3 separate regions of the Mus musculus genome follow, and regions 2 and 3 are each linked to region 1. A link is a loop called in an ENCODE intact Hi-C map of the cell type or tissue named here. Cell type or tissue: left cerebral cortex. All regions are shown on one strand. Each heading gives the region's core, and the rest is flanking DNA. Links, peaks and the distances in the headings are about the cores only.

What was found. Hi-C counts contacts between places; a loop is a spot of excess contacts. Peaks named below come from ENCODE experiments on the same cell type or tissue, not always from the same donor. Only the 100,000 strongest peaks of a DNase experiment are listed, where the experiment ranks them.
Region 2: it touches region 1 in a loop (10-fold over the local background); 2 of 42 quality-filtered maps call a loop at or near these places.
Region 3: it touches region 1 in a loop (4-fold over the local background); 20 of 42 quality-filtered maps call a loop at or near these places.

The regions. Positions count from the first base shown.
Region 1 is chr2:84,795,433-84,801,010 of GRCm38, reverse strand. Ube2l6 (ubiquitin-conjugating enzyme E2L 6) reads right to left here and starts at 2,183. Exons shown (of 4, transcript NM_019949.2): 1 at 2,079-2,183. The coding sequence starts at 2,105. In left cerebral cortex, for the core only: CTCF peaks have their summits at 1,600, 2,545, 2,744 (motif pointing right) and 3,357 (motif pointing left); DNase peaks (open chromatin) are centred at 1,556, 2,277 and 2,728; H3K4me3 peaks cover 1,872 bases; H3K27ac peaks cover 1,295 bases.
Region 2 is chr2:84,667,703-84,673,280 of GRCm38, reverse strand. Btbd18 (BTB (POZ) domain containing 18) reads right to left here. Exons shown (of 5, transcript NM_001145100.1): 5 at 4,500-5,578. The coding sequence ends at 5,090. Selenoh (selenoprotein H) reads left to right here and starts at 2,573. Exons shown (of 4, transcript NM_001033166.3): 1 at 2,573-2,798; 2 at 2,891-3,036; 3 at 3,165-3,294; 4 at 3,884-4,066. The coding sequence starts at 2,695. The coding sequence ends at 3,265. Tmx2 (thioredoxin-related transmembrane protein 2) reads left to right here. Exons shown (of 9, transcript NM_025868.4): 7 at 1-27; 8 at 128-257; 9 at 749-1,970. The coding sequence ends at 892. In left cerebral cortex, for the core only: no CTCF peak of the experiment used is centred there; a DNase peak (open chromatin) is centred at 2,515; H3K4me3 peaks cover 1,667 bases; H3K27ac peaks cover 1,078 bases.
Region 3 is chr2:84,730,117-84,735,694 of GRCm38, reverse strand. Ypel4 (yippee like 4) reads right to left here and starts at 1,491. Exons shown (of 5, transcript NM_001005342.2): 1 at 1,402-1,491. In left cerebral cortex, for the core only: no CTCF peak of the experiment used is centred there; DNase peaks (open chromatin) are centred at 937, 1,305, 1,668, 2,232 and 1 more place; H3K4me3 peaks cover 1,677 bases; H3K27ac peaks cover 1,870 bases.

The DNA.
Region 1 (5,578 bases), core at 446-5,445:
TCCCATGTCTTAGGGAATGAGATGGAGGCATAAGAATCCTGAAATTAAGCTGGTGAGATGGCTCAGTGGGGAGGTGCACTTGTTGATCTTCCAGAGGACTTGGGTTCAATTCCCAGCACCCACATGGTGACTGATGACTGTCTCTAGCCCCAGTTCCAGAAGATCTAATGCTCTCATTTGCTTCTGCTAGGCATGCAGGTAGTTAACAGATATATATGCAGGCAGGACATCCATACACATAAAATTAAATTAAATGATTTTTTAAAAATTAAAGGCCATTGTTAGCTGCATATCAAGTTTAAGACCAATCTGAACAACACAAAATGGTATTAAAAAAAAGTACCGAAGGGAAATTTTCTCTCTTAACACTTGAATTTTCTGTGTTTTGATGAATTCTGACGAACTTTCCATGATTGCTGAAACCCACACCAGTGCACACAGCTCCTCCCAAAGCCAGCTAGTAAGTCACCTGACTTAGGAGAAATGAAAGTGAAGGCAAACAGGCAGGAAAAGCCCTGTGAGTTAGACTCTTATCAGTCTGGGCTCAAATTCCAGCCCCATTACTTCTGCAGAATATCACTGGCCAGCCACGTTACTCTCCCTGATGTCTCAGTTTCCTCTTCCATGAAATGGGAAGACACAGTTATCTCACAGTTGTTCTAAGAGTTAAATAAAACAAACTGCCTGGTGCTGACAATTCCGGAGCAACAAAAGCCAGTCTACCTTTTAGCGTTGAGGTAGCAAATTACCCTTTGCCCCATTTAGTACCAGCCTAAAACCAACAAAGTTTAGTTCTGTTTTGGGTCTGCTCTGGACTTCTCCATCTCAAAAGAATTTTCTTTTTGAAAGATGAGGCCAGCTGGGTGGCACACGCCTTTAATCCCAGCACTGGGGAGGCAGAGGCAGGCGGATTTCTGAGTTCGAGGCCAGCCTGGTCTACAAAGTGAGTTCCAGGACAGCCAGGGAAACCCTGTCTCGGAAAGAAAGAAGGAAAGAAAGAAAGAAAGAAAGAAAGAAAGAAAGAAAGAAAGAAAGAAAGAAAGAAAGAAAGAAAGAAAGGGAGAGAGAGAGAGAGAGAGAGAGAGAGAGAGAGAGAGAGAGAGAGAGAGAGAGAAACATGAGGCCAGCAACCATCCCTTCTGTCTCCTGAGGAAGCCTTCCCCTCAATTCTGCAGACTAGAGGAGCACTTCGGGGAGACTCAAAGCCTAGCGGTACCAGCCCTGGCTCACGAGCATTTCTCCTCCACGATCTCTAATCCTGGCTCCATTCAGCGGTCTAGACATTCCTAAGGAAACTGCCCTTTTTTCATTCTTTCAGATAGTACCAAATAGTGTCTCATAGAAATGAACGTTCAAACGGAACAAGATTTCTGTTCCTTTTCTGCTCCTGCTGCCTGGCACTGGGCTAGTACAAAGTAGGCGTTTAGTAGCTGGAGCAGGACTGCATACAAATAACCTACTCAGAGCATAAATTGTTACTTCTCATCCAGGAACTAGTCTGTACGTTTTATTTCACGGTCTGTCCATTCACCACCCCACCGCCCAACATCACTCTTCTGTGGCCTCGGGTAATGTAGGTATCAAATTATGGGTGTATCCACTAGGCGGAGCAACAGAGCCCTTCCTGTGCCTTAGATAAGTTCCACTAATAAATTTCCAGCAGAAATTGAAAATGAAACCAGTTTGGAAAGCCCAATACATTGGAAACCATTTGGAAAGACCAGTTCATTCTCGTGGCCAGTACAGCTGATGACAACTTTTTTTGAAGCTGATGACAACTTTTTTTTCCAGACCTTCTCAATCAGGCCCCCTCCCTTCCTCCTCTCTTTCTCCCTCCTTCTCGCGCGCGCGCGCGCGCACACACACACACACACACACACACACACACACACCGCGCCTTTCTCCTCCCATTTCTCCATTGGGAAAAGGTGAGGATACCTGAGTTTCAGCCAGCCCTGGTACCCAAATAACAAAAAAAGCTCAGAGAGCAAGGGGGCAGGGGAGGGTTAGGGCAGGGCGGAAAGGTTAGGGCAGGGCGGGAAGGGGCACAAGGAAAGGGTCATCCTACATAGGCTTACTTTCGCCACTCGCTTGCTGGCCATCATCTCGGGTTGGAGCGTGGGGCACCAGCAGATTCCAGCAGGACACCGCTCTCTGAACTGCAGCTCCCGAGCCCCGCCCACGCTCCACTCCACCCACACCGACTCTAGCTGCAAAGACCTGCTCCCCACCCCTTTGGTGGATATCTGGAGGCTGCAGTCGAGTGCCCAGCTTGGCGATCTCGTATCTCAGCAACTCATGCTCCTTGCAGATCAGAGACTACGTCGGTGGAGCGCACTGCTCCTCTTGGTTCCTGCATCTTGCGGGGTACATCTCGTAGAAGCCAGGATGGGATTCATCTCCAGCCTCTGTCAGCTCCCCGGACGCTGAGAGCAAACTCGCCCAAAGCACAGATGAGATACTCTTGATGCAAAGTAGCTCCGGGGCAGGGCTCTCTGCGACCTCCGCAATGGAATTGTGAACCTACCACCTCTAAAGAAAGTCTCAGAATCCTGGGCCAAGTCACTTTGCCTTTGTGGGTTCAGTGCTCCGTTCTAAAAGAGAGTGGGGGGGGGGGGGTCAGTATAGACTTTATGTCCTCCGAGGACCGCTCCCTGAGTGGTACAGTCCAGCAGATGGGCAGAAACGCAGCGATGCTTCTTTTAGGTTGCTTGGTGCCCGAGCACCACTAGAGGACGCTGTTGGACTCATTCGCTTTTATTTTGGGCGTTCTGTGTTTTACTCTACTGAACACATAGAAAGTGTCTGCTGTGTGGCAATTTGGGAAAACGATGGGTGGCTGAAGCCTCGAGATAGATTTCAGGAGCCTATTATATTTTATCACCAACTGATTACAAACTATGGAACTACTGTGTGTCCAAATGAACAGCCAAGAAGTCTCTAGCCCTCTGCGCAAGAGTAAAGACCCCCCTCATCCCAGCTCAAGTCGAGGCCAAGGTGTAATAGCAGCCCCCAGCCTCTGGAAGAAGTTCTAGAGTTAGAAGGGAATCCACCTACCTGCCTCACCCATTCCAGCCCAGAAATTAGCATATTTTGAAGCCCAAGATTTTGACCCAGTAGGTCACATGATTTTTATTTTCCTGTCCAGGAACCAAATATCTGCTCTGCTTACATATAGGATGTGCTTGAAAAATGATTCTGGGGCTGGAGAGATGGCTCAGCAGTTAAGAGCATTGACTGCTATTACAGAGGTACTGAATTCAAATCCCAGTAACCACATGGTGGCTCACAACCATCTGAAATGAGATCTGACGCCCTCTTCTGGTGTGTCTGAAGACAGCTACAGTGTACTTACATATAGTAAATAAAGTAAATCTTGAAAAAGAAAAAAAGATTCTGGGTTCTTTTTTCAGTTCAATAACTTTAACCAGATACCTTCTAAATGCCAGCAATAAGCAGGACACCATCAGCAATCCCTAAATATAGTTTGGAGATAAGGGCATTTGAACCCATTTCTGGTTAGTAGTCTTAGTTAACACCAAGTGCCAGGTACTATCGATGGAACACATCAGATGGAGAAATTGTGGTGTTTGTCCTCTGAGGGGCTCTCAAGCAGTTGAAACACAGAGAGAAAATTTCCCTTCAGTATTTTTTACTTATTTATTTATTTATTTATTTATTTTCTATATATGAATAAATTGTAGCTATCTTCAGACACACCAGAAGAGGGCACCAGATCTCATTACAGATGGTTGTGAGCCACCATGTGGTTGCTGGGAATTGAACTTAGGACCTCTGGAAGAGCAGTCAGTGCTCTTAACAATTGAGCCATCTCTCCAGCCCCAGTATTTTTTTTTTAAATACCATTTTGTGTTGTTCAGATTGGTCTTAAACTTGATATGCAGCTAACAATGGCCTTTAATTTTTTAAAAATCATTTAATTTAATTTTATGTGTATGGATTCCTGCCTGCATATATATCTGTTAACTACCTGCATGCCTAGCAGAAGCAAATGAGAGCATTAGATCTTCTGGAACTGGGGCTAGAGACAGTCATCAGTCACCATGTGGGTGCTGGGAATTGAACCCAAGTCCTCTGGTCCTCTGGAAGATCAACAAGTGCACCTCCCCACTGAGCCATCTCACCAGCTGAACCTTTAATTTCAGGATTCTTATGCCTCCGTCTCATACCCTAAGACATGGGATCATGGATGTGCACTGCTTTATCAAGTGTTGTGCAGTGCTGAGGATTGAACCCAGGGTTTTGTGCACGCTAGACAAACACTCTACCAACTGAGCTGCATCTTCAGCCCAGAAAAATGTCCATTCAAGATCTGTGTTATACCTAAGCCTTTGTTCTTGCCCAAGCTATGGCATGGGTTATGCTTGTGGTAAGATAGAATAGGCAATGAATGGTCATGGCTGTAGGTAGAAGGCATGAGAAGCCATTTGTTAGTGTGATTACATATGGAAGATGGGTTTAGTGATGAAAGGGAGTGTGGGGTGCTTATATACTTGGGGGACAGAGTACAGATGATGCACAGCAGTGAAGGACCCCACTCCCAAGCCCCTGGCTTAGGGGAACTTTCTACCTGCGTGTACACAGGCCTTTCTCAACTTTCTCTCTGTTGACATTTGGGACCTGATCATTCTCTGTAGCTAGGATGTTTCATCAGCGTGGACTTTACCCGCTGGGTTGTGGCAGCACTCACCCCATCTGTGACAATAGAAAACGTTTCTAGATATTGGCAAAGGCGTCCTGATAGGTAAACACATCCCTGGATCAGAACCACTAGTTTGTATCTATTCATTGTCCCCAGAGTTGCCTTGAATATGTGACTGTTTTTCAAACCACCACCACCTTCTCAAAATGAGAATGATTCCGGAGCAACAAAAGCCAGTCTACCTTTAGCGTTGAGGTGTGTAGTTCTTTGAGTATGTAGTCCTGACTGGCCTGGAACTTGTTGGTGAACCAGGCTGACCTAGAACTCAGAGATCTGCCTGCCTCTGCCTACCAAGTGGTGGGATTAAAGGTGTGTGGCACTGTGGGAACTAAAAGGGGGACAGGGAAAAGAGGGGAGAGGGAGGATAGCCCATGCCTGGCCAGAGTTCCTCCTATGCTCTGAGGAGGAGGACGCAGGAGGGCAGCCAGATGCTTTCCACTTGGCCCTGAAAGAAAGAAAACTAAATTCAAGATTTCAAAACCCTAGCCAGAAAGTTTATTCAAGGTCCATGACTCATGTGGCTTGCTAGATAGGAGGGCTTTTTGGGCCTAGAGCAAAGAACAAAGGCTGTAAAGTCATCCCAGGAACCAACTAGCCATAAAGATAGGGAAGACATACAAGAATGTCCGGACTGGCCTGGCGCCTCCCTATCTCCCGCCCTTCTGACCTGAGTTAAATGATAACCAGATGCTCTGCTGTTATCTCAATCTGTGTGTACAGTCTGCCGATGTTTAAATGAACCAATCATGTGAAACCGTGCCTCCCCCAGACCCAGACCCTTTTCTATAAAAAACCCCAGCCACGTAGTCAAATCCACTGTCTCCTGCGTGAGATATGTTTCAACCCAGAGCTCCA
Region 2 (5,578 bases), core at 356-5,355, 130 kb after region 1:
TGGACGCTACACTGACGTTAGCACACGGTATGTAGATGCTTGGGCTAAAGACCTGAGTGAGGATTCCTGGAGTGATGTAAGTGATGTATACAGGTGCACTACTCAGAGTCCTCGTCTGGCCCTGTAGGTACAAAGTGAGCACATCACCCCTCACCAGACAGCTCCCTACCCTGATTCTGTTCCAAGGCGGCAAGGAGGTCATTCGTCGGCCGCAGATTGACAAGAAAGGACGAGCTGTCTCTTGGACCTTTTCTGAGGTAGGTGAAACACATGGGCAGTGGTTTGGAGAAAGATACACAACAGTGATTGGGCTTTATTCTTAGTCTGGGTTTAATCCCGAATTCTGACACTGGCCCACTGTTTTTTGAGGATGTAGATTAGTTACAGGATGTCACCTATTAAGTCAGCAGGTTTATGTTATATGCTGCTAATGCTGAGGAAAAATGATAAAGACTTGGTCTGTGAAGTGCCTGTATTCATTCTGTAGCCAATTAGGTTCCTCATCGCTAAACTTGAGTAAGTGGGAGGCAGTACCACCTGGCTCATATTGCTTTACAGTTGCAGGTAGATAGAATTCTTGGCACAATAACTGGCCTCTAGTGAACACTTAAGTATCAGAAAAGAGGTAGGTTAGGGCAGGTCGCTGCCCTCTGACTTACAGGTTGTGCTTAGTTAAATACTTCCTGCTCCTGCTCTCTGAACTTTACCTTCTCACCCAGCCGTTGATGTGTTCATCTCTTTTGCATAGGAGAATGTGATTCGAGAATTCAACTTGAATGAGCTATACCAACGAGCCAAGAAGCACTCAAAGGGTGGAGACATGTCAGAAGAGAAGCCTGTGGACCCTGCTCCCACTACTGTGCCAGATGGGGAAAACAAGAAGGACAAATAGGATCCTGCATTGTTTTTGCTTCCTCTCCTGTCAATTTCAGGAACCTTTGAGGCCCAGTTCCAGCTATAACCACAATCCTTGCCTGAGGCCTTTTGATTTCTGTTTGGCTGTGCCTGGGTAGGGGCACTGTGCCTGCTTCTGATTTTGAAAGAAGCATCCTGGAAACCATGAAGTATTCTACTATGAAGGGCGCATCTGCCCTGGTCAGCTGTTTCTCGAAGGGAGTGATCTTATCGATAGAGGTAGAAATGGTTTCCCTCCAAGGTTGGGTCAATGTGTAAATTGCTATTCAACACTTGGATATTACCAGTCTGTGGTTTAATTATTCCTCCTAGTGAGCTTGCAAAGCATAGACTAAATTAAACCCTAATGTTAGATGTCAGTATAAAGCCCTTAGAATTTTTCCTCAAGGACCCCTTCTTCCTTTAGGCCTTTCTGTCTTGATCTGTGCATTAAGAAATTTAAGTTTGGGGCTGGAGAAATGGCCCATCGATTAAGAAAGAGCACTGGTGGCTGCTTTTCCAGAGATCCTGAGTTCAATTCCCAGCAACCACATGATGGTTCATAATGGGATCTGATGCCCTCTTCTGGCATGCAGGCAGAATACTATATATAGTAAGTAAATCGTAAAGAGAAAGGAATTTAAGGGGTTGGAGAGATGACTCAGTGGCTAAGAGAATTGGCTGTTCTTCCAGAGGACCCAGGTTTGATTCCTAGCAGCACATAGAGGCTAAACCACCTGTAACTCTAGTCTCAGGGGCTCCAACATCCGCCCTTGACCTTGGCTGGCACTGTATGCATGTAGTGCACAAACACGTGACGGAGGAACACATAAAAGGCTTGTATGTGTTATCATTTAAGGTCACTGTTCCCAATTAAAAGCCTTCAACCATGATTTTCATCATTGGAAATAGAATTGAATGGCCACCCTGTGTTGTGGGAACTGAGAAGGGCAATATAAACCTGAGAGGTTCCTTTGTGTGGTGGGGCCTGAAGAAGAAAGCCCCACGGCTGGACAGCTGTTCTCTCCTCCTATCCCACCGCTTCCCCTAATAAAGGGACTGTTCTTTTGATTGCCTTGCTGTTTTTCCTTTACTAGTGGGCAGCTGCCGGGGGACTGCTTTTTTTGTTTGTTTGTTTGTTTTTTTAATCCTAAAATTGAATATCAAACCCAGGGACTCTAAAAGCCAAACACCTCTAGACCTCAACTTCCTTTTTAAGGTTGTGGATGAGGGCCTTGATCAGTTGGAGAAATGAACCCTAACTCACCATCCTCTTGATTTCACCTGGGTGTCTGAGAAGATAGGCACCAGCTACAGCGTCTGGATTGTAAATGGCTCGGGTTCAAATACACTTAACCGGTCCGTTTTTGTTTCACCGCATGGAGATGTGGAGTAACAATGTCGGTGCGAATTAGAATTCTGTAGTCTATGTACAAACGCCCTGGAAATGTGGAGTAGACTTCCCTGAGATTGGTCTGGGGATCCTTGGGTAGGAGGTATAGATACCGAAAACCCCCAGCCAAAGGAGGCTTTCAAGACTCCTCCGTCTCCGCCCAAGACAGACCCCCTCAGTGCTGTACAATGTTGGTTTGATCCGGATTTCCGCGCCGACTCCCTTTTGATAGCGTAGTTGGGCTTGAAGGGCCCGCCTTCAGATCACGTGTCCTTCCCCCCACCCCCGCACATTTCCCTTTGCTGCGAGATTTGAACTTTGCATCTGTGATTCCCGGCTGCTGGTTTGTCTCTCCGGAGTTGCATCGCCCCTTATTCCACCAACGCGCCATCCCCGAAATCCGTGCCATGGCCCCCCACGGAAGAAAGCGTAAGGCGGGGGCCGCGCCTATGGAGACGGTGGACAAGCGCGAGAAACTGGCGGAGGGCGCGACCGTGGTCATTGAGCATTGGTGAGGGGTTGGGGAGTCGAGGAGGGCGGGAAAGAGTTGGCTCTGGCGGCTGAGACCAGAGAGACCCCATTTGCAATCGCTTGTGTCTGTAGTACGAGCTGACGCGTGTACGGCCGCCATGCTGCTGCCTTGAGCCAGGCTCTGCAACTGGAGGCCCCAGAGCTACCTGTGCAAGTGAACCCGTCCAAACCGCGGAGGGGCAGCTTCGAGGTGACGCTGCTGCGCTCGGACAACAGCCGTGAGTGGAGGCCGCGATGGGGGGTGGGTGGGGGTGGGGCGAGAAGCGACTCCCGGCCACCTGATAACTGAGGGGAGGGGGTACCAATGAGTACCACCATAATTTGGCTTTATCCCATCCTTTCCCAGGTGTTGAACTCTGGACTGGTATTAAGAAGGGCCCTCCACGAAAGCTCAAATTTCCTGAGCCTCAAGAGGTGGTTGAAGAATTGAAGAAGTACCTTTCATAAAGAGGTTGGGAAAGAGTCCTCATGTTGAGGTTTGCATCGTGACCAGGGCATGCACACTGGGATAGACAGGGAACGTCTCCTTACCATTTCGGTGTATTTTTCATGGGATTTGGGATTTTCGAAGAGGAGCTAAATTGTAGAACTCCTGCTGATAACACTCCCGACCCCCAAACAAATCTAAGAGCCATTTGTACTCTCTTGAGTTAGTTAAGTCTTAGCCTGAGGGCACAGGCAAGTTTTGTTTGCTAATTCAGTTTTCCACCTCTGGTGTTATTTTAATTCTATGAGTCTATTGCAAATCAATAAATTCAATAAAGTGTGGCTTACTTGTAGTTAAGGTTTTTCTCCCTTGTATTGACAGCCTCTTTGCTGTTACTTCACTTTACCTGGCTTTTCTGTGTTTTGTTAGTAATCTGAGATAAGATAGCCTCAACCCATCCCGCTCGTACCCCCACTTCTTGGTTACATGGATTTTATTTTTGTCCCGTGTTTCATGCATGTTGACTGATCACTGATGGAAGGTGAAGTTAATGAGCTCCAGAGTTGTAGGTGGGGATGGGCTTGTCTCCTGGTCCTTGTGATGGAACCCTACTCTGATGTTCCCTTCTCTGTTTGCAGCTTTCAGTCCCTGGAGATGTTGAAGCATTTATGATGGTGCATGGCCAAACTTAAGCTATGCACCTGAAGCCATAGTTTCTTCCTCACCAGAAGTGATGGTTCAGTTGTGAGGCAGCCCTCCAGCAAGACATTGTAAAAGTGTTTCAATTGTTTAATAAAAGGTCAAGTATCTGAGAATAAGGAGCAAGTTTAAATTTTGTCTTAAAGAATGGGTAGAACCAGCTTTGTGGGGCTGTTGGTCTGTATTTTTCAGAGTGCAAAGTAACTCGTGTCTGGAAATTGTAAGGCCTATGGTGAAACACTTATAAAACAAGAATGTTGCTAGGTTTGGTGGTGTATACCTGCAATCTCAGCACTTTGAAGTCTCACAGGGGGACTGGGCCAATCTGGCCTACCAGAGACCCTTGCTTAAAACAGAACCACAGCTGGGCGTGGTGGCGCACGCTTTTAATCTCAGCACTTGGGAGGCAGAGGCAGGCACTCTAGTTCGAGGCCAGCCTGATCTAGAGTGAATTCCAGGACAGCCAGGGCTACACAGAGAAACCCTGTCTCGAAAAGCAAAAAAAACAACAAAAAAACCAGCCAAACAAATGAAAACCAAAACCACAAAGCAAATCTGTTTTTTAAAAGCAACTACTTTTAATCTACTTCTCAGAAGTGGTCGTGGAAGTAACATCTTTCTAGCTTCTGTGGCAGCTTTTCCTTGACTTCCCATACTGGCAGTGAGTAAGCCCCATAGGCTGGGCTTAGAGGCACAAGCCTGTAACACTAGCTACAGGAGGCTGAGGCAGAAGTCAAAGTTCAAAGCCAGCCTGGGCAATTTAGAGATTCCACTCATTTCAGTGTTCTACTTAACATGGCTTCATTCCTTCTCAAACCTTCTTTGAATACAACCACAAACAGTGCTTGAAGTTCCCTGAATTTTCAGTGACTATAAGATATCTCATGAATTGAGAGGCTACTCATAACTATCCTTATGACCTGAGTTGGGTACCACATAGTTTTGTCACTGAAAAATGGATTACAAAGAAATTGCTTTGTTCATAATTTTCTAACCATGGTATTGCTGTTTGACTTCTGCCTGGTGCGGAAACCTGAGGAGGGGAGATCAGTTCTGAGGAGGTGCTTGCTTTTCTGCCAAGAACGCCTTCTGTTGATGAACAGTTATCACCCTCCCAGGAACTCTAACCTGCCCTCCTGCCTCCACTATGTTAGTATATCTACCTCAGTTTCTGACTCTGAGGAAGGGTCAGGCCAAACAGAGGGAACACTAGTGGGCCCCAGCTTCTTTTCCACTGTCCAGTCTACCACATCAATCTCTTCATCTTCAGAACTGCCAGGAAGTGGGTCCAGCTGTTCAGGGTTGGCAGACACTTCTCTGACTGCCTTGGGAACAGGACACAATACGTCATCCATGCCTAGGGACACTTCCAGACCTGTCTCTGCCCAGTCTGAGCATGGAGGAGAGAGATGATTATAAGATCTCTGCGAAGGGTCAGAGGAGTCAAAGTGGAGAAGTTTTTCTCCCTGACCATCCAGTGGCTGGGAGCTGGTAATTTCAAGGTCTGGAGTCCAAGAGCCTCTTAGTGAAAGTTCCTCTCTACTCACCTCAGAGGGCATGACAAGGGGGCTAAGGGGCTCAAATGATTCTGTGTTCTCAGAGCGCATGACAAGGGGACTAAAGGGCTCAACTGG
Region 3 (5,578 bases), core at 356-5,355, 65 kb after region 1:
AATGCCAGTGCCAGGACAGCAACAGTGAGATAATTGCGGGGATAAGAATCCTGAGACGCTGGGATCTGCTCACACTCCAGTCCCAAAGTAGCTGAGTGCACTGCAGGCAGAGGATAAGGAGGGAAGTGTCTTCTGTTAACTCCGATAAGCAGGTGATGTGCCTCTGCCTCTCTAGTGGAGCATCCTGCAGCTGTAGGTGGGGTGGCCTGTGTCTCCTTCAGAGATGCCCGCTAAGTGCTCTCGTGATGCTAGACCACCAAGCAGAGGAGGCAGCACAGCTTCAGTTACCCACATAAACAGTCTGTTCTCCTGTCCTCCATGGTGGCCATGAGCACCCGATTCTTCTACTGTCTCGAAGGGCTGTCATGCAGTCTCCACAAATCCCCCTGGGTGAGACCATCTTCAGTTTTTGGTCCTCTACTGTTGTCTTGAGTCCCAGGAAGACACCTTGGGCTTAGTTCAGGGTGACATTGTATTCTGGCCCTTCTTGCTACAGTTCAGCATCACTTCCATGATCTTCCTTCAAGTTTGCCTGTAGTTCACCTCAAGGTGCCACCTTGAAACACCTACTTCAAGGGACCAGGAGATGCCAGGTTTGCCCCCTCCCGCTATCTTCTTCCCTAGCCCTGTCCTTCTGTCACTGTCACGCCTCCCTCCCTGTCCCTTTCTGCTTCTCTGTCCAGCAGAGGAGAAGCTGCAAAGGACAAAAAAATAAAATTAAATTAAAAAATCATAAAAAGGAGAGTTGGGGTCACTTCTCCCATTTCTGCCCTCTCTCGTCATGGGGTGAAGCAAATCGGGGAAATTACTGAGGTCAGAAAACAAAACAAAGGTGAGTGCTGGGAAGAGGACGAGTCCCTGAAGCTGAGATGAGGCTGGACTGTGGGAGGTGGGGGGAGCAGAAGGGCTTGTGCCTGGGAAGACTGGCAACTGAGAGCCTAAGTGACAAGGCAGAGACAGGTGGAACCAGGTGCGAATCCAGTGCCTCTCAGGGAATAAAAAGGGGAGGGGGACTTGTGCTCACAACGGATGTATTCAATTGCTTTGAGTTTTCGCCTCCCCCTGGACCAGGCATTTTCAGTATGGTATGGTCCGAATAATTAGCAGAGCAGCCAGCTCCCAGGGCTGACTCTGGGGGTCTGCACCGGTAGCAAAAACAATAAACAGTGATGTCTGATGCCGCAGCCAAAGTTGCCGGGAAATAAGTGCGAGAGAATCGTCAGAGCTTGGGGAAGGATGGAGGAGCTGAGAGAGAGGAGGGAGCGGAGGCAGCAGGGAGGGGGAAGGGAGGACAAAGGGTGGATGAATAATGCTTTTGCAAAGGAGAGAAAGCAACACACAGCAGGAAGAGGTAATTTGCGAAGGGGAAAAATTGATTTGGAGAAGGGCTGCCCCCCTCACCTTGAGGTCTGCTCCAGAGATCTCCGTCTATCTCTTTCAATCTCTCTGTTCACTCTTCTCTCTTCTCTGTTGGTTCCTTCAATTGGGAAGGGGATGGGATTGGGGGAGGGTAGTTGAGGGGCTGAGGTCTGGGACTGCAGGCTGGACAGCTGCTGGGGGGCAGAGGTTGCCTCTTGCTCTGTACCTCGGTCTGTGGGTAAATGTGGCTGTGTGTTGTGGAACTGCATCATAACACTGTGAGTCATCCAACCCCCCACCCCCCTCACCTCCCACGTCAGAGCAGGGCTGGGAGACACAGGAGGCGGGTTGAGAGGGAGGGAGGGGGCAGGCATCAAGGGACCAGGCTAGAGGGGTGATGTTAGGGAGTGGGGGCAGAGAGATGGCTGGCATAGGGGTGTCGATGTAGGTGGTAAGGAAAAGGAGAAATAGGTTGTTAAGGAGCAAGGCTGTGTGACCAAGGAAACGGAACCCGAAGAAGGGCAGGGATGGAGTGAGGGTGGCAGGGAGGGAGCAAGGATGGTGAAGTGAGGTGGATCTAGAGAGAGCCAGGAAGTACACTCGCACTCAACATGATACATTTCCACTTCAACTCTGACATCAGCTCTGATGCAGGGTAAGGTAAAGAAGGATATATTAATTGTCATGGTTGACAAACCAGGCTCTCAAATGTGTTCAGTACTGAGTACTTGGAAGCTTTAATGTCCATTTCATGGCCCCAAAGAAGCCATAGGTCAAATATGACATCTTAAACCCAGGAACCTCTTATCAACTCCCTCCAAACGGTTTGTGCTGCCAATGGAGACACCTATGTGACATGAGGTTCTTAACAGAGCTGTGAACTTTCAGATCCTCAGGGGAACTTCACTCTGCATCCCAAGACTGCAGTGTCTATTGCAAAGTCCAGCATGCTGAAGATATTTGCAAAATAGTTGTTTGCTTTCATCTTCAGACAAGGGCTATGTGTCTGGCTTTGATATCCAAGACACCGGTGTTGAAATCTTAGCTTTGCCAATTATTCACCAGGAACCCTGGGCAAATGACTAATCCTCCTGCACTATACAATTCCTCTTCTGACCAGTGAAGCTAATTCTATTTACCTCCAGAAGAAGTGACTATGTGAGACAGCTTGTAAATTTCCAAAGTGCCTGACATATGATAGGCACTAAGTAAAGAGTAATGAAATTTTAGGTTGTTCCCTCCTTTTGTACTTAACTTTTTTTTGGGGGGGGGTGGTGTTCGAGACAGGGTTTCTCTGTATAGCCCTGGCTGTCCTGGAACTCATTTTGTAGACCAGGCTGGCCTCGAACTCAGAAATCTGCCTGCCTTTGCCTCCTGAGTGCTGGGATTAAAGGCGTGCACCACCACGCCTGGCCTGTACTTAACTTTTAAAATTAGCATTCTAAATTGAATTTTGTTATGGGTTAGTGTTATTTTTATTTTTTTAAGATTTGTTTACTTTATGTATACGAGTACACTGTAGCTGTCTTCAGACACACCAGAAAAGAGTGTCAGATCCCATTACAGATGGTTGTGAGCCACCATGTGGTTGCTGGGAATTGAACTCAGGACTTTTGGAAGAGCAGTCAGTGCTCTTAACCGCTGAGCCATCTCTCCAACCCCCAGGATTAGTGTTATTTCAAAACAGCATTCTCTACATGGGGCAATGAGATGGGCAGGACTGCAAATTCCAGGCCAGTCTGTGTGTCCTGGTAAGATAAGGAGTGGATAAACAGAAACTCTGAACCAATACAGGTGGGAACCATCATCATCATCATCATCATCTCAGAGCATGACTCAAGCTCAGAGGGGATTTTCTATTACAGTTTTGATATTTCAAGAGACATGATGCCAAATGTTTGTCTTATAGAGGGATTACATTTTCCCTTGCTAATTTTTTTACAGTTTTATTTACTTAATTTATATGAGTACACTGTCACTGTCTTCAGACACACCAAAGAGGGCGTCAGATTCCATTACAGATGGTTGTGAGCCACCATGTGGTTGCTGGGAATTGAACTCATCTGGAAGAGCAGCCTTGGTCTTAACTGCTGAGCCATCTCTCCAGCTCCACTATTTATTTATTTATTTATTTATTTAAAATCAGCTTCCAGGTAAAATTCATCTGACCTGGAACACTTTCCATGGAGTGCAGTACTGTGTCTGTCACTAAATTATGTGGGCCCAGAACACGCACCCATCCACAAGACAGAACTCCATTTTATTTCATAGGCTAATTTTCAGAAAATGAAAACTGAAACAGACTCATGGAGAGTAGTTTTGCTATCTATCTCTCTTCTCACATGTGAGGGGTGAAGATTAAGGCAGGGAAAACAGGTAAAGAAAGATCCCATGGGTCCTGTAAGAAGAAAGGGAGATTCTGAATACTCAATTGGGATCAAGTCTGGCGTGTAGGTAAGCTCTGAAGACACAGTGTGTGTATCATGAGGGTTAGTACTAGAGGCCTGAAAATGAGAAGAGCTGGCTGAAGAAAGAAGGACTCTGAAATGATGGTTAGCATCATTCAGGAAGCTGAGGTGAGAGGATCTCTCTCAGTAAGCAGCCAGCCTTAAGTACACAGGGAGTTGCAGGCCAGTCTGGGCTACAGTGTGAGCCTCTGCCTAAAAACAGGCACGCTGGTCATGATGGCTCATGTCTGTGATCCCAGCACTGCAGAAGCAGAGATGGGAGGATCCAGAGTTCAAGGCTCTCAAAATACAAAAGCCAGAAAGAAAGATGGCGGGTGTAACAGATAAAAATGGTAATACTGGAGTTGTGAAGATGGCTCAGCAGGTAAATGCACTTGCTTTCCAAAAGCCTGACTGAAAACCTGAGATCAGTCCCCAGACAGAATCTCTGTCAAGGTCAAAGGACAGGGTCCACTCCAAAGCGTTGTCCTCTGGCCTCTGCACTGTGGCACATTGCCACCCCCACATCATCACCATGACACGCAGCATGATGAGCCCAACAAAGGAAAAAGAAAAGAAGGATAAGAGGAAGATGACTTTGAGGGTCCAGGCTTGAGGAAAAGCAGAGAACAGCCTCTAGGCTGTAGAATTAGAGCTGGAAGCAAAAGGGATGTTCATAAACTTAAATCAACAAAGAAACAAAACTATCAAAGGTTTAGCTGTAGAGAAGGACCAGGACACAGGACAGAGTGATGGGGTGTCCTACGGGGGTCGGGTGCAGGCAGACTGCCAGAGTGCCTGGTGAGATTGGAAATGAAGAGAGTGCAGGCAACAAGCACACTCAAATGGCTTGTATACCGTCCTTTTTCTGTATTTAAGAAGTGAAGTGGAGCAGAGTGTGGTGGTGGTACACGCCTTTAATTCCAGCACTCGGGAGGCAGAGGCAGGTGGATTTCTGAGATCGAGGCCAGCCTGGTCTACAGAGAGAGTTCCAGAACAGCCATGGCTACATGGAGAAATCCTGCCTTGAAAAATCAAAAAAAAAGAAGAAAAAAAAAAAAAAGAAAAAAAAGAAGTCAAGTGGAGAGCAATCTCAAAGGGAGGAGAGGGCTCTTGCTGATTTCAGCTTGAGATGGTTATACACTATCTGAGGAAAGATGAGATGGTTATACACTATCTGAGGAAAGATGCCTTTCAGGTAACTGGGACGCATTGAAAGTGGAAGCAAAGAACCAGACTGGGAAGAGTGAGTTCCGAAGAAAAAGGATTAGGCTACATGCTTGCTAATGGAAGTCTAGAGCTAAAATTCTGAAGAATGAAAAAGGATCAGCCTATGCCGAATAGTTCGTTGAAAAGCTAATGCCTGCATGGTGAATGAATGGCGTAACTAAATCACATCTCCAAAGAAAACTGTGAGAGGTGACAACTACCTGCCTGAAAACTGAGTGCTAGGTAAGACCAGCAAGAGAAAGGTAGACCAGAAAGTTCCCCTGATCTCTCAGTTCAAATTCATCATGTGGGCAAGGATGAACAAAGTATTCACCTGCTTTAAAAACCAAACAAGGGTTGGAAAGATGGCTTAGCAATTGCAGCTCACAGTTATTGGTAACTCCAGTTCCAGGAAATCAGGCCTCTTCTGATCTAGAAGCGCATCAGGCATGCACACAATGCACACACATACTTGTGGACAAAACACTCTTCTACATAAAAATATGTGGGGCAGTTGTGGTTCACACCTTTAGGTCCAACATTCAAGAGGCAGAGGCAGAGAA